Regions from separate parts of the Homo sapiens genome. Here region 2 is linked to region 1. The links are chromatin contacts, found by Hi-C or POLR2A ChIA-PET in ENCODE. All regions are on one chromosome and are shown on one strand. The core of a region is the stretch at or near the end of the contact, and the rest is flanking DNA. Distances in the headings are between cores, read along the strand shown.

What was found. Hi-C counts contacts between places; a loop is a spot of excess contacts on that map. ChIA-PET counts read pairs that join two places held with the same protein, here RNA polymerase II (POLR2A). Pooled maps may share reads with other maps.
Region 2: a loop to region 1 is called in a map of Caco-2, with 2.7 times the contacts of the local background. The contact joins two enhancer-like sites. A Hi-C loop is called at or near these places in 49 of 168 maps with a recorded cell type or tissue (B cell, CD4-positive, alpha-beta T cell, CD4-positive, alpha-beta memory T cell and 28 more), 14 of 37 single-sample maps with no recorded cell type and 33 of 50 pooled maps. POLR2A ChIA-PET finds 5 or more read pairs at or near these places in 2 of 52 experiments (activated CD4-positive, alpha-beta T cell and activated T-cell).

What each region holds. Positions count from the first base shown.
Region 1 is chr2:173,894,292-173,901,755 of GRCh38, forward strand. It overlaps SP3 (Sp3 transcription factor), which reads right to left. Exons shown (of 7, transcript NM_003111.5): 7 at 6,484-7,464. Among named protein-coding and RNA genes, the nearest start is that of SP3, 67 kb to the right of the region's middle. Within about 2 kb of position 3,985, at least 4 of the 41 ENCODE cell types and tissues checked have a DNase peak (open chromatin) inside an H3K27ac peak, as active enhancers do.
Region 2 is chr2:174,050,390-174,057,390 of GRCh38, forward strand. No RefSeq gene overlaps it. Among named protein-coding and RNA genes, the nearest start is that of LINC01960, 29 kb to the left of the region's middle. RefSeq lists an enhancer at 1,101-2,300. Within about 2 kb of position 1,487, at least 4 of the 41 ENCODE cell types and tissues checked have a DNase peak (open chromatin) inside an H3K27ac peak, as active enhancers do.

The DNA.
Region 1 (7,464 bases), core at 2,735-5,234:
AAACAGGAAAAATAACTAGCATATACTTGTAACAAAAGGTGTGTAGACATTGATGCTATAATTATACATCATAATAAAGAATATAATTCAATGTCCTAGAAGACAGCTTGCCTGAAAACATGTAGGAGATGATTTGGGACATCTTCAGGGACATAGCAATTTGGTAGTTGGAAAATAATTTAGGCAGCAAGCAATGTGGTCTGCTTACCCAAACCACAGAGCAAATGTAATTAAAAGGGGGAATGGAAAATATTGTGGGTTGGACTAAAAACAATTGGTTAGGAACTAGGAACTTTTTCTGACTATAATCTTCTCTTGTTACAAATGTAAGCATAGGGAAGCATTGATGCAAAGAACACGATCCGTCCAAACCCTTCCTTTTAACCACCTGGTATGCAGACAAATAATAAGAAAGACAGAGGTAAGTCTAGAACATAAGGCTGGTACATTTAGGTTCCTTTTTAAGAAAACGTCATACTAGATTCTGTGATTTAACATGCAAGAAAAAGAAGAAAACTAAAGACTTTTGAGGTTAACATTAAAAAAGAAAGAATAGTGTCAAACAAAACACAATACTCCTCTTCCTTTTCTGCTACCATTGGGTTGCTGGAAAAATAGCAGAGGAGATATATGGTAGAGTGCTAGAGAAAGCCTCATACCCTCTAGTTTAATTTTTTTTTTCTTTTTTGAGACAAGGTCTCACTCCTGTTGCCCTGGCTTGAGTGCGGTGGCCCAGGCTGGAGTGCAGTGGTGTGATCATGGCTCACTGCAGCCTCCACCTCCTGTGCTCAGGTGATCCTCCCACCTCAGCCTCCCAAGAGGGTGGGACTACAGGCACTTGCCACCATGCCCAGCTAATTTCTTGGGGTTTTTTGTTTTTTGTTTTTTGTTTTTTTGTTTGTTTTTTTTTTAGTAGAGATGGGGTTTCGCTATATTGCCCAAGCTGGTCTTGAACTTCTGGGCTCAAGCAATCCTCCCATCTCAGCCTCCCAAAATGTTAGGATTATGGGCATAAGCCACTGCACCCAGCCCCTGTACTATAATTTATTCTACTTGGAATTTCTTTCTTCCTAAAGTTCAAAATGTACCTAACACTTACCAGTTAACACAAGAATATAATCCCAAGGTCTTGAAAAAAATAATAATTAGGTCAGCATAACAAGTAATACTTGTTTGTATTTTACTGTCTACCACCACCACTGCTGTACTCAAAACTGGGGGAATCAGTTATCTTTCTTTTTTTAAGGTCAGGCTCCCCAAGAGGAGGTAAGTGAGGTGGAAAGTATATAAGAACCAAGGGGGCCCTGGCTACCCAGGTGCAGTGGTGTGCACCTACAGTCCTAGCTTGAGCTCAGGAGTTCGAGGCTGCAGTGAGCTTTAATCACACCACTGCACTCCAGCCTGGCCAACAGAGCGAAGGCCCATCTCAAAAAGGCCCTGGTTGCCTACATGCAAGTCAGGAGCAAGTGGGATACTGAGCTGATTGTGCATATGTGCAGAATGGTTCTTTGCTTTGAGCTCAGGTTGACTATTGCAACCAATTCATGTTTCTCATGTTTCTTCTGGGATGGGAACTGAGAATAGATCCACTGTCTATCCTACTGGGGGCCCTTTCTGCTCTACGAGGCATAGTTTGTCTTCCCAATGGACATTTTGCTAGGTAGGGCTACCCCTCTCCTGGTGCACCAAAGGTGCACTAGAAGCAGTTGAGGCAGAAGGAATAGGATGAAGCGTCAACGTAGCCATCAGGCATAGTAGGTGCAGTGCCTAGGCTCACAACACATTTAGGGGTCCATGAACATGTTTTTAATTTCTTTTAAGATCAGGAGAATAATGAATCCAGCAATCCCATTCCTAGGTATATACCCAAAAGAATTGAAAACAGGCATTCAAACAAGCATTTGTACACAAATGTTCACAGCAGCACTGTATTAGTCTGTTCTCATGCTGCTGATAAAGACATACCCGAGACTGGGTAATTTATAAAGGACAGAGGTTTAATTGACTCACAGTTCCACATGGCTGGGGAGGCCTCACAATGAAAGTGGAAGATGAAGGAAAAACAAAGGGACATCTTACGTGGTGGTTGGCCAAAAAAAAAAAGAGAGAGCTTTTACAGGGGAGCTCGTGAGATGTATTCAGTACCATGAGAACAGCACAGGAAAGACCCACCCCCATGATTCAATTACCTCCCACAGAGTCCTACCCACAACATGTGGGAATTATGGGAGTTACAATTCAAGATGAGATTTGGGTGGGGACATAACCAAACCATATCAGCACTATTCATAATAGCAAAAAGGTGGGAAAAAAAACACAAATGTCCATCATTGATGAGTGGATAAACAAAATGTGGTAAATACATACAATGGAATATTATTCAACCATAAGAAGGAATGAATTACTAGTACATGTTACAATGTGGATGAACCTTGAAAACATTACACTAAGATTCCAGACACAAAAGGCTACATATTGTATGATTCTATTTATATGAAACATCTAGAACAAGTAAATCCATAGAGACAGAAGACAGATTAATGGTTCTGAGGGGCTGGGAGGAGGGGCTTATGGGGACATGTCTGCTTAATGGGCACAGGATTTTCTTTGAGGTAGTTTTGGAAGTAGGTAGAGATAGTGATTGCACAATATTGTCAGTGTATGAAATGCCACTCAATTGTACGCTTTAAGATGGTTAGTGTACAGCATGGTGACTATGGTTAATAACAATGTATTGTATACTTGAAAATTTCTAAGAGAGTAGATTTTAAGTGTTCTTGACACATAATAAATAAGCATGTGAAGTAATGCATATGTTCATTGGCGTGATTTAGCCATTACACAATGTATAAGTATACATTTCAAAATATGCTATATATCATAAGTATGTAAAATTTTTGTCAATTAAAATTTTTTAATGCTAATGGCTCATTTGTTTATGTACATTTATCTCAATAAAAAATGAATCCAACCTAGATTATATTCATCTTTGTACCAATATAGTCATAATTTTAAAAATATATTTATGAAGGAGTCTATAAGGCAAAAGTGCCTAGGACCTATGAAAGTCATAATGCAGCCCTAACCAAGTGCACAGGATGCAGAGACAAGTGGAAGGAACCTGAGCCATCTGAGTGAGAAAGGGTAGTTGGTCAGAGCACAGCGAGTAAGGGACAGGCTCATGTGTGCGGAGGCTGGGGAAGCCGGCAGAGGCCCAGCCAGGCATGGCAAAGCCTCGGGATGCTAGGTGAAGTGCCAATAAAGAGTTTTAAGGAGACTGACATTTTCAAAGATCACTCTGGGCTGCTGATTGGAGTGTGGACTAGTCAGAGTCAGGAAGAGTGGTTACGAGGAGCCCAGATTCCAGGATACTGCTGTAATCCAAGCAAAAAATGATGGCTGTTGCTCGGATGCTGGTAGAGGAGATGTAGAGAGATGCATGGCTTTGAGACACTTGGACAATCAACAAGATCAATATGGGGAATGGGAAGGAGAGGGTGTCAACGTTAACCTTCCCCTTTCTGGCATGAGCATCGAGAAGCATATGACGTTATTCATTGAGATAAATACTGAAGGTCCAGGTTTAGGAGTAGACATTCAGAAACTGAATTCTGAACACATAAAGTTTGAGGTACCTGTGAAAGTTCCAAAACAGGGGCCAAATAGGTAATTCAATATTTTACCTGCAACTCAGTTGAGGAGTGGAGTGAAGATGGAAAACTTGGGAGTTGCCCACGTCTGCAGTAAAAGGAAATCCCAAGAACAAATGAGATCATCCAGTAAAAGAGTGCGGATTGAGAAGAGAAATCAGCTCAGGATCAAGCCTGGGAAAAATTCGACATTTAACTGCCAGGTACAAGAAGAAAAGCTAGCAAAGGAGAGAGAGAAGCGGAAAGAGGAAGAAGGAAACAGCTGGGCCATGGGTAGATATTAGGAAAGAATCTACTTCAACAAATGGAGAACAGCCAACTGATGTGAACACTGAGGTCAGGCAGTATGTGAATGTTTCAATGTTACATGCGTTAGTGACAGGGAGGTCACTGTTGACCTTTTCAAGACCATCTTTAGTGAAGTGAAGGAACAGAAACCAGATGGGAGTTATTTGAGAGGAGAGCAGGGGAAAAGGAAGTGAAAAGTGTGTGGGCAACTCTTTCAAGAACCTGATTGTGAGTGAGGAGTAGGTGACAATGAGACAAGGCGAACCCAGACTTCACTCACCTAGCTGCCTGCCCATGGGGCAATAGGGAAACTAAGACAGAAGTAACTGCCAAAAGCAAAGGAGTTAGCAACCCGGTGCTGCTAATTCTTAGAGGTCAATGACGAGCAAGGCCTAGGTCCTTCTGCAGCTGGTTGCCTGACAGTCTAGCAAGTTGATAGAACCCATGCCGTGACCCTGTTAATTTTATGACTGTTTGCAAAGGGACAGTTTTCTCTGCCCTTGTAGAGCAAAACCAGGGAGGAATTTAAGTTTGCAGCTTGCTCCCCACCAGATCTCACAGTTGTGATGGGATAAAGTCCTCAAGAACAAAGAAGCTGCGATCACACTGAGTCAGAGTCCAAAAAGCCACCTTCAAATAATGTTAAGACTGTATACCACCTTTGGTTGTTCTTTAAGTACAGAGTGTTAAAAGAGGTCGCTCAGCACTGGCGCTGCAGGCTGAGTCCGGCCCCATGATGCTCCCGCACATTCTAGGACACCTTCTTTCTCCACAGCCATAGCTGTTAACGGCTAACTTCTTTCCTCCGAGCCTTTGCCCTCTGTGTCCTAAGTTTAAATTCTAGGACATGAGAAATATCTCAAAAAACTGTCCCTTTATCCTTTGCCAATTGAAAAAGAAACCAGCCCAGCAGAGAGGAGACTAGGTAACACAAGACCTTGGTTCCGGATGGTGTTCACACCTACTGTCGCTTTTGCTGTGCGTCATCAGTCACATAATGACTTATAGGGCAGAATATTGCTTTAAAAAGTTGGTTTTGGCCAGGCGCGTTGGTTCTCGCCTGTTATCCCAGCACTTTGGGAGGCTGAGGTGGGTGGATCACGAGGTCAGGAGATCGAAACACGGTGATATCCCGTCTCTACTAAAACTACAAAAAATTACCTGAGCGTGGTGGCATGTGCCTGCAGTCCCAGCTACTGGGGAGGCTGAGGCAAAAGAATTGCTTGAATCCGGGAGGTGGAGGTTGCAGTGAGCCGAGATTGCACCACTGCACTCCAGCCTGGGTGACAGAATGAGACTCCATCTCAAAAAAAAAAAAAAAAAAGTTGGTTTTGTGCATATGTTGCTGCCTTATAGTTTCTAGTCTCCATTTCAGGGTTGACTCACTGTCTCCAATATTGGAGTAGATTTGAGGAACACTTTGGTTAGAAAGATACATTCCCATCATCAACTTTTCTTAGTTTTTTGCTGCCCTGAATTTGGCTTATCAAGTGAGCCTCAAGTTTAACACTAGAGCCTGAGCAAGTAAGGCCCTATGTTCTTTCTTTGAAAGTCATAAAAGGTTTATTAGGTCCCCTCATGAATCTAAACGTGCCAAGTAGACAAGGCCTATACGCAGGCTCTCCCAGGCTTGGGGCACAGTGCTCCAGATGTCACATCTGTGGATATTTAGCAGAGTTATACTGTAGCTCTTAGAGGATCATGTTTAAGGAAAAACAAAAAACAAAAAAGTAGCCCTTCCCTAACATTGAAATAAAGGGAATATGTTCTTATAATGAAAAAAGTACAGGAAACTAGTGAAACCAAATGGATTTTTTTTTAAGTCAGGAAGGTGATTATAGTCAGAATGTTATCAGCTTCTCTTACTATAACCTTCAGGGTAGAAATTATGAAATGATAATTTCATCCTGAATATCGGGTATATAACATGCACTCAAATGTTTGTTGAAGAAATAAATGCCATCAATCCTGTTTTAGGTTATATGAAGACAGCTGTGATACTTGAGATAATCACACAGGATTTGAAGTCAGAAAGTCTGGAGTACATATTCTGACATCTACTAGCTGTGTGTTTTGGAGTGATACTCTGGCCCACTCAGCTTTAACTAGAAATGGAGATAATGCCTATTCCACCTATCTTACCATGTTATAAGAACTGAATAATGTTATAGTTACATGTGAGAAAGAAAAGTAAATAGTAGTCAGAAGCAGGACAGAGATGTCTGGCACCACCACTTCTGTTTAACATTAAGCTGTTGATTAAAAGTAGAGGCACAAGACTTGGAAATGAAGAGACAAACATTTTCTTCTTTGAGGACAATATGACTGTCTCCACAGAAAATCGTATAGGATCTACAGGCAAACTATTAGAACAGCAAAAGAATTATGTAAGATTATTAGACAAAATCATTTTACAAATATCAATAGCATTTATATACTCCAGCATTGATCAATTTAAACATTTAATTTTAAGAAGCCTATTCTCCAAAGCAACAACAAAAACATAAACTACATACGAATCAGTGCAATAAAGGATGTGTAAGGATTTTCAAAGAGACAATAATTTATTTTTAAAAACCATTAAAGACTTGAATTAATGGAGAGATACAGAATTATCATGGATAGAAAGATAACATTCTTTCCCCAAATTAATCTATAGATTCAATGTAATTCTAATAAAAAACCTTAACCCGATTGTTTAATTCTACATAATCATTTAATCCTAAAGTTCACAGAAAGAGCAAGGGGTCAAGAACAGTCAAAACCATTTTGAAATACAGAGAAGGGTGGGCAGAGGAGACTTCCTTACCGGATGTCAAGAATTTAGGATAAATAACAGAGAGGGCATTATAATCAGCAGGGAAACGTTGGACCATTCAATAAACTGCTAAGACAACTGATTATCCATATGGAAAATAATGGACTTTATGCCATAAACAAAAGTAATTTCAAAGTGAATTAACAAGATAAATAGAAAGGCAAAATCATAAAATTTTTAGACAAAAATTTTTATGACAGTAGGTAAAGAATTTCTTAAGACACAAAAGCCACAATTCAGATACAATAAAACTTCTGCAAAACAACACACACAAAACACCATAAACAAAATTAAAAGATAAGCCTTAGACTGAGAAAAGATACTATCAGCCTATATATCTCTAAAATATATCTTATATATAAAATAATATGTACCTGGGATTAATTAAGAATGTTTGAAGATCAATGCAAAAAATTGCAAATAACCCCAAAAAGCAAGTGGGCAAAGGATTCAAACAGGCAACTCCCATCAGAGGAAAATGGATTATGAACTTGTAAAAATATGCTCAACCTCACCAGAATATAGAAAAATTAGAATTAAAGTCATGAGTTATCATTTCACATCCATCAACCCATCATGTGCAGTAGCCTATATCCCCAGCCGTTGGATAAAATGAACAGCAGGGAAACAGTTAGTTGGACTTAAGCCTTTTTTTTTTTTTTTTTTTTTTTTGAGACGAAATCTTGCTCTGTCGCCCAGGCTGGAGTG
Region 2 (7,001 bases), core at 237-2,736, 150 kb after region 1:
AGCTGGACTCTAAGAACAAAGCTTTGTATGCAACAAATATATTTTCTGTTACCTTCTAGTTCCAGCAAGTGAGACTACTCATCCACATTCTAAAATCTACAAATCTCTGAAAAATGAAAGCTTTTTTTGTAATGTTGGGGCCAAAGCTCCTTGAGGCAAGCTATATATAGCTTCTGTCCTACTTGGTGTAAATAGTCATACATTTCTCTGAGAAATATTTATTGATTCTTTGGCTTCTGGGGGTGTTAACTACTGCAGGGCGTATGCTCTATATCTCCTTTCTAAATCAGAAAAAAATCTGAATTCCAAAACATATCTGGCACTATAGTTTTCCATTTTATGGTTGTGATATAGTTCAAAAGTAAATTTACGCCAGGAGTGGTGGCTCGCACCTGTAATTTCAACACTTTGGGAGGCTGAAGCAGGAGGATCACTTGAGTCTAGGAGTTGGAGATCAGCCTGGGCAACAAAGCAAGACCCCATCTCTATTTATTAAAAAATAAAAATGAAAATCAGTAAATAAATTTAAATAAAAAGAACAAGTCATTTAAAGAAAAACAGTAAATAAATTGTAAATACAAATTACCTGTATTTTTAAGTTTCTCTTTTACTTTTTCCCACTCTTCAAATAAACACACTAATTACTAGCACCAAAAACAAAACAAAGAATCTGCTTTGCCTTCAGGGTCCAATCTAAACTCCTCCACCCCCTGGCCATACCACGGTCCTGCTATATACCAGGCCTGCTCATGCCTCCAGGCCTTTACACGTTCTGCTAGTCTCCTTAAAATGCTTTTCCCACTTCTTTCCCTGGCAAACTCTAGGCCCTTCTTCCAAACTCAGCTCAGATGCTACCTCCTGCAGGAAGCCCTCCCTGGTTGCATCAGTCTTAATTAAGTGGTCATCCTGTGTGGTCCCGTGGTATGCTGCACACAATACTGTAGGTTAGGAAGGGGTTTGACCCCTAGCTCTGCCTCTTTTCAGCTGGATAATTCGGGTCACTTAATTATGCTCACTAAGCCTAATTAGTAAGATGAGTAATGATAGTTACTATTTATTGAATTCATGCATTATTCTAAATGCTTCACATGTGTAAATTCATGTAATCTTCACAACAAACCTGAGAGGTAGAAACTGTTATGATCCCCATGTAACATATCAGGGAATTGAAGCCCTGGGAGGGTAATTCCTTCTCAAAGTCACAATAGGCAGGGGCAGCCAGGACTTCTTCCCCTGTTTCTCTTATTCCCCACTGCAGAGTAGCTAGGGAAGAGCCTATATCACAGGTTACCAGGAGAATAAAATGAGATAGCCCAGGTCAAAGGCTTCATCTTTGCAGGCTACCCCTGGCCAAGCCTGTACTTGATACCCGAGACTTGGCAGGCACTTATTTATCTGCCTCTGAAGCTAGCTCAGCCAGGGGGCTGCAAGCCGCTGTTCTCTGCTGCTCCTCTTGGTTTTATCATTGCCTCATTGGAATCTTCCTGCCTGGCCCAAGCTGGGTGGGGCCTCTCCACAGTGCTTTCTACTGTAATCAGTATTTACAATTTTGGCCTCTCCCTCTGAGCTCAGCAGAAAGAAATGTGCCCCACGCACATTTGCCTTTCATCTAGCGCCCTGCACAGGGTTTGAACCAAAAGAACTTCATAAACATGAGAAGAATAAACGATGAAATAAATGCATGGATGAAAGGATGGATGGATGAACAAAGAAGGAATGGACACATTTTTGTCTTTAGAATTTCTAACACAAGGACATACCATAACTAGCGCAGAGTGAAAAACATTATCCAGATAACACTCTTCTAACCAGACGTTCAGAGACTGAACTTTGAAAACAAAGGGAAGGAAAGAAAACAGCTCTTTGCACTGCACTGCACTGTATGTCTGCACTTGGAGTAAAATAATGTGGTAGTGATATTCAGCTCTCATGGTCTTCCCTTGAGATGGGAAGCTGGAAAAGGAGCGGTTGACATTCATGATAAAGCTAAAACATCTTAACGGGCACTGAATAAGTTTGATGTTATAAATGCCATTTATAAGCGAATCTGAGGCAAGATCCTAAACAACAGAGAACAGCTGCGGCACATGAGCACTTACTGACAGGCTCCAGGCCACACAGGCTCTGGATTTGACGACTGCCACACTTCAGCACTGGCGCAGGAGCTGCTTATGGAAAAGCTGCATAGATGGCCCAATAACCACCCAAGACAGAAAGCCTATATTTCGATGATTTGCAAAAGGATGAAATGACATTGTCATTCAGTTTATTAGATTACTGCTTCTTATCTCCTTTCTCCTCTTTTAAATTTGGCACTAGGAGGATAACATATTCACTAATGATTGTGGTTTTTAAAGGTAAAAATGTTTAATTATGAGATAAGAGGAAATTATTTGCTGGAGAGCACGGAGCAGCCCGTGTGAGTACAGGAATGGCACCCTTAGGCACTGCTGTTTAATTTACAAGCTATTTATCTCCTCACCTACACCCAGCAGAAACAATTAGCACTTGGTAATTTGTTGATCTTATCTAAGTCATAGGATCTGTTATCATAGTTGCCACCACTGTAAAGGCTACACTATGTGAAATGAACAATTTAGAAATGGCTGGCTATTCGGTCATGCTCATTTAACTTGTTTTGAATTTATTTTAGACTGGTGAAGTCTTCACATTTTGGTCTCACTTCTAAATCAATGCATTAATTTTGGGAGGGATTTTAAGACGTTTTCAGAGACTTGTATTTAATACTATCACAGTGGGGACCAGACTCCTTTTCCAAGGAGCCACCCAGACCCCTTTTCCAAGGAGCCACCCAGACCCTCAGAAAGCAGTACCTGTGGAAACACAAGTGAACGGGATGAAGAATGATGCGATCTTGTATGAAAGTTTTCAAACAGCCGCCAAGAACAGCAACTCCTCTCCCATCGGCCCTCGGCCCCCCGGGACTCAGTGACTCCAGGTCAGCTGGGATTCCCAGGCTCTACCCTCCCTCCCCTTTAGTACCTAATCCCTTGAAGGGCTGAGATGAAAGTATTTCCAGACTGTCTTACTGTCTGTCACAGATTGTGAGCCCAGAGGTCACTCTGGCACCTCCTTGGCACCCGCTGGTTTTGCAAGAGACCATGGGAAGCACTTGCAGAGTTTCCCTGAACTGTGCTCCACAAAACTGTTCCAAAGTCAAATCAGTGTGGTGGAGGGAAAGGGGGTTTTAGATAGGAACTTTTTCTCGTCCCTCCCAATTCCATACCGTTCCTCCCCCATTGAAGCAGGCGGGGCACAGTGCTCATTACCTTCTGGAGGCTGCTGATCGGACGGAAACAAAGCCAAAGTCCTTGGGAGAATTCAGCTGACTCTCAAGCAAAGGCTGGATGAAGGGAGAGAGACTTACTCCAGCCTGGAAAGGGTTTTTGAGGAGAGAAGAAAAGGGGAAGGGAGACAGGAAGAAAAGGAGAAAAGGGAAGGGGAGGAGGAATGCGGTAGGGAAACAGGAGTCTGGAAGAGAAGTAGGGGGCGGGGAAGGAAGAGGGGAGAGGGAGGAAGCCAGGGTTTGTGGCTCAGGAGAGCCCCAGGCCCAGCCTGCAAGCAGAGCACCAGGGAGGTGGCAGAGACAAAGTGGTCAGGAAGTGCACCTAGACTGGGCTTGCAAACGCAAATGCTTTCAGGAGTCAGGCAGAACGGGTGAAACAGGCCTGAGAGGCAGTGGGAAATAGGAGAGGCTGAATCACAGGGAGGGAAGCATGCACCCCCACCCAGAGGATGAGGATCCCTTTCCCTCGAGCATCTCCCAGAAACTGAGCTCAGTCCTCAGACCTGGCAGATCCTGTGAACAGGGATTCTGGGCGTCTGAGCAGTGCCTGAGTGGATCAACAAGTGAGAACCAGGTGGTGGTGGTGGTTTTTTTCCCTCATCAATCTGGAAGAAAAGGGAGTCAAAATCAGAAATTAAATAGCTTCTTAGACACTTGGGTCTGTGCACCAAAATTTATACCAACGTCCTATGTTTGGGAAATGTTTATTTCACAAAGTTAAACAAATTTCCTTATTGTGGGACTTCTCAGAAATTTTAACATGACAAGATACTACATTCAGGATCTCAGGAAAAGGGATTCAAAAGATCACTAGTGCACTGGTAAATTATTAATAACCAACTTAAGGTTTAAATCAGGGATTTCAAAAATCCTAATTTGACTGCGTGCAGCAGCTCATGCCCATAGTCCCAGTGCCTTGGGAGGTCGAAGTACGAGGATGGCATGAGGCCAGAAGTTTGAGACCAGCCTGGTTAACATAGTGAGACAGCCATCTCTAGAAAAAGTAGGTTAGTCAGGCACAGTGGCCTGTACTTGTAGTCTCAGCTACTCAGGAGGCTGAGGTGGGAGGATTGCTTGAGCCCAGGAGTTTCAGGCTGCAGTGATCTATTAATATGATAGTGCCACTGCACTCTAGCCGTGTGACAGAGCGAGACCCTGTGTCTAAAAATAACAACAACTCTGATTTGTAGCACTGCCAGTTTTCATGGTGTAAATACTGTGATGGGCCATCCTAGCGCCAGAGCTTTCCTTGGGATTGGCTGAGGCCTTTGCTGCTCCACAATTCCCTGATCCCAATACTAGTTCCTTCGCTCCCCAACAAGCGGTGGTGATCCAAAGGGTTCTTTTCCGCAATAAACTTCTTGCATGCTAGTGTCTGCCTTGGAGATGTCTCCCAGGCAACTTGACCCAAGACTGGTCCTTTTACTCACAGTCATGAGTTATAAAAAGAATTTGCTTCCTTTTTTTTTTTTTTTTTTTTGAGATTGAGTTTTGCTCTTGTTGCCCAGGCTGGAATGCAATCACGCGATCTCTGCTCACCGCAACATCCACCTCTCGGGTTCAAGTGATTCTCCTGACTCAGCCTCCTGAGTAGCTGGGATTACAGGCATGTGCCATCATCCCCAGCTAACTTTTTGTATTTTTAATAGAGATGGGGTTTCTCCATGTTGGTCAGGCTGGTCTTGAACCCCCGACCTCTGGTGATCCGCCTACCTCGGCCTCCCAAAGTGCTGGGATTACAAGCATGAGCCACCGCGCCCGGCAGAATTTGCTTCTTGATTCATTATGATATTTCTGCATAGTTCGGGTTGATTATGCCTATGCCAGAATCTGATCTATATGGCATAACATACAGAAGGAATAAAAGACAGGGTCCCTGTGGTAACCAGCCTCTAAGATGGCCCCAAATGATTCCTGCTTCCTGGTATTCATGACCCTGTGGAGAACTGATGTAGGTACCCAATAGGATATTTTGGAAATGACAGTGTTTGACTCCTGAGCCTGGGCCATAAAAGACCTATGGCTTTTGCCTTGCTCTTGCTTGAGTCACTCACTCTGGAGAAAGCCAGATGCCATGTTATGAGGGCTCCTGAGTGGCTCTGGGAAGTAGCTCCACCAAACAGTCCACATGGTGAGAAACTGAGTAGCTCCAGTTTTGCGGTCACGAGAGTGAGCTACCTCGGGAGTACTGTCTGCAGCTCCAGCCCGGCCCTTGGATTGCTGTGCACAGATGAGCTGCTTCCACCGACTTCTGGCTTGCAAAAACTGCTAGGTCATAAATGTTATTGTTGTTTGAAGATGTAAATCTGGGGTGACTTGTTATGCAGCACTGTATAACTAATACAGCACCTAATCTATAAGAGCTTTATAACTTCACAGGGGAGAAAAGATGGATCTGAATATGTAAAACTGTGAAATAAACCAGTATGTATGAACCATATACCAACTGTCACAAGTTCTGAGAAATGAGAGGAGGAAAGAAGGAGGCTGTACAGTTGACAAACAAGGACCCCCAATTAGGAGGTCAATATTAGAAGAAAAGGAGGTTCGAAGAAAGGCAGGACCACATCTTGGGTTCTCTCCATTTTTGTTTTTTGTTTATTTTTTTGAGACGGTCTTGCTCTGTTACCTAGGCTGGAGTGCAGTGGCATGATCTTGGCTCACTGCAGCCTCTGCTCCCGGGCTCAAGTGATCCTCCCACCTCAGCCTCCCTAGCAGCTGGGACGACAGGTGCAAACCACCATGCCTGGCAATTTTTTTTTTGTATTTTTAGTAGAGACAGGGTTTCACCATGTTGGTCAGGCTAGTCTCAAACTCCTGACCTCCTGATCCGCCCGCCTTGGCCTCCCAAAATGCTGGAATTACAGGCATAAGCCACCGTGCCCGGCCATTTCCTTTTTGAAGAAACCAAATTCTTGAGGAGTTTATGCAAATATTCTTTGCAAAATGTGAAATGCACTTGAAAATCAAGAATACATCTTTAGCTGGGCACAGTGGCACACACCTATAGTCCCAGCTACTCAGGAGACTGAGGTGGGAAGATTGCTTGAGCACAGGAGCTGGAGACTAGCCAACACAGCAAGACCCCAACTAGGCAACACAGCAAGACCCCATCTCTGAAAAAAAAAAACCCTAAAAATAAAAAAATAGATATATCTTTAAAACAACATGTAAGTCAAACAAACTACTTTTGGTAAGGAAATTCAGCCTTATAAAAGTGCAAAAAATTTACCAAAACACAAAAGTGGTTTACCAGTCTGTTACATACCATCATCTATGCTGGGTTGAGAAATTAAAGGATATTTATTTGTCAGATTGATTTAAATTAAAGAATAAAATAACTCAGTTCCTGGTGGGTTGGTTTCCACACTGGAGCAATGGAGAGACTCCTAAAATAAAGGTAAAATAAAGGATATCTATTTAGATGAGAGGAGGAAACAAACAAATAAAAGCTCCTCAACCAACCAGAGAAAATTAATCCCTCTTTCCAGTCTTCACTGTTTTTCATTTTGCTTTGCTTTGTTTCCTTAAGGAAATTTAAAACATAGTGGAAGTCACGATGGCATGGAAATGATGGCTGGGAAAGCATCCCGGTACCTTTTCATGTTGCCTGAATCTCGCTCAAGATATCAGTTTCCAATGGAATGGGGAAATCTGTGTAAACCAAATAGAATATTAAAGTACACGAACAAGC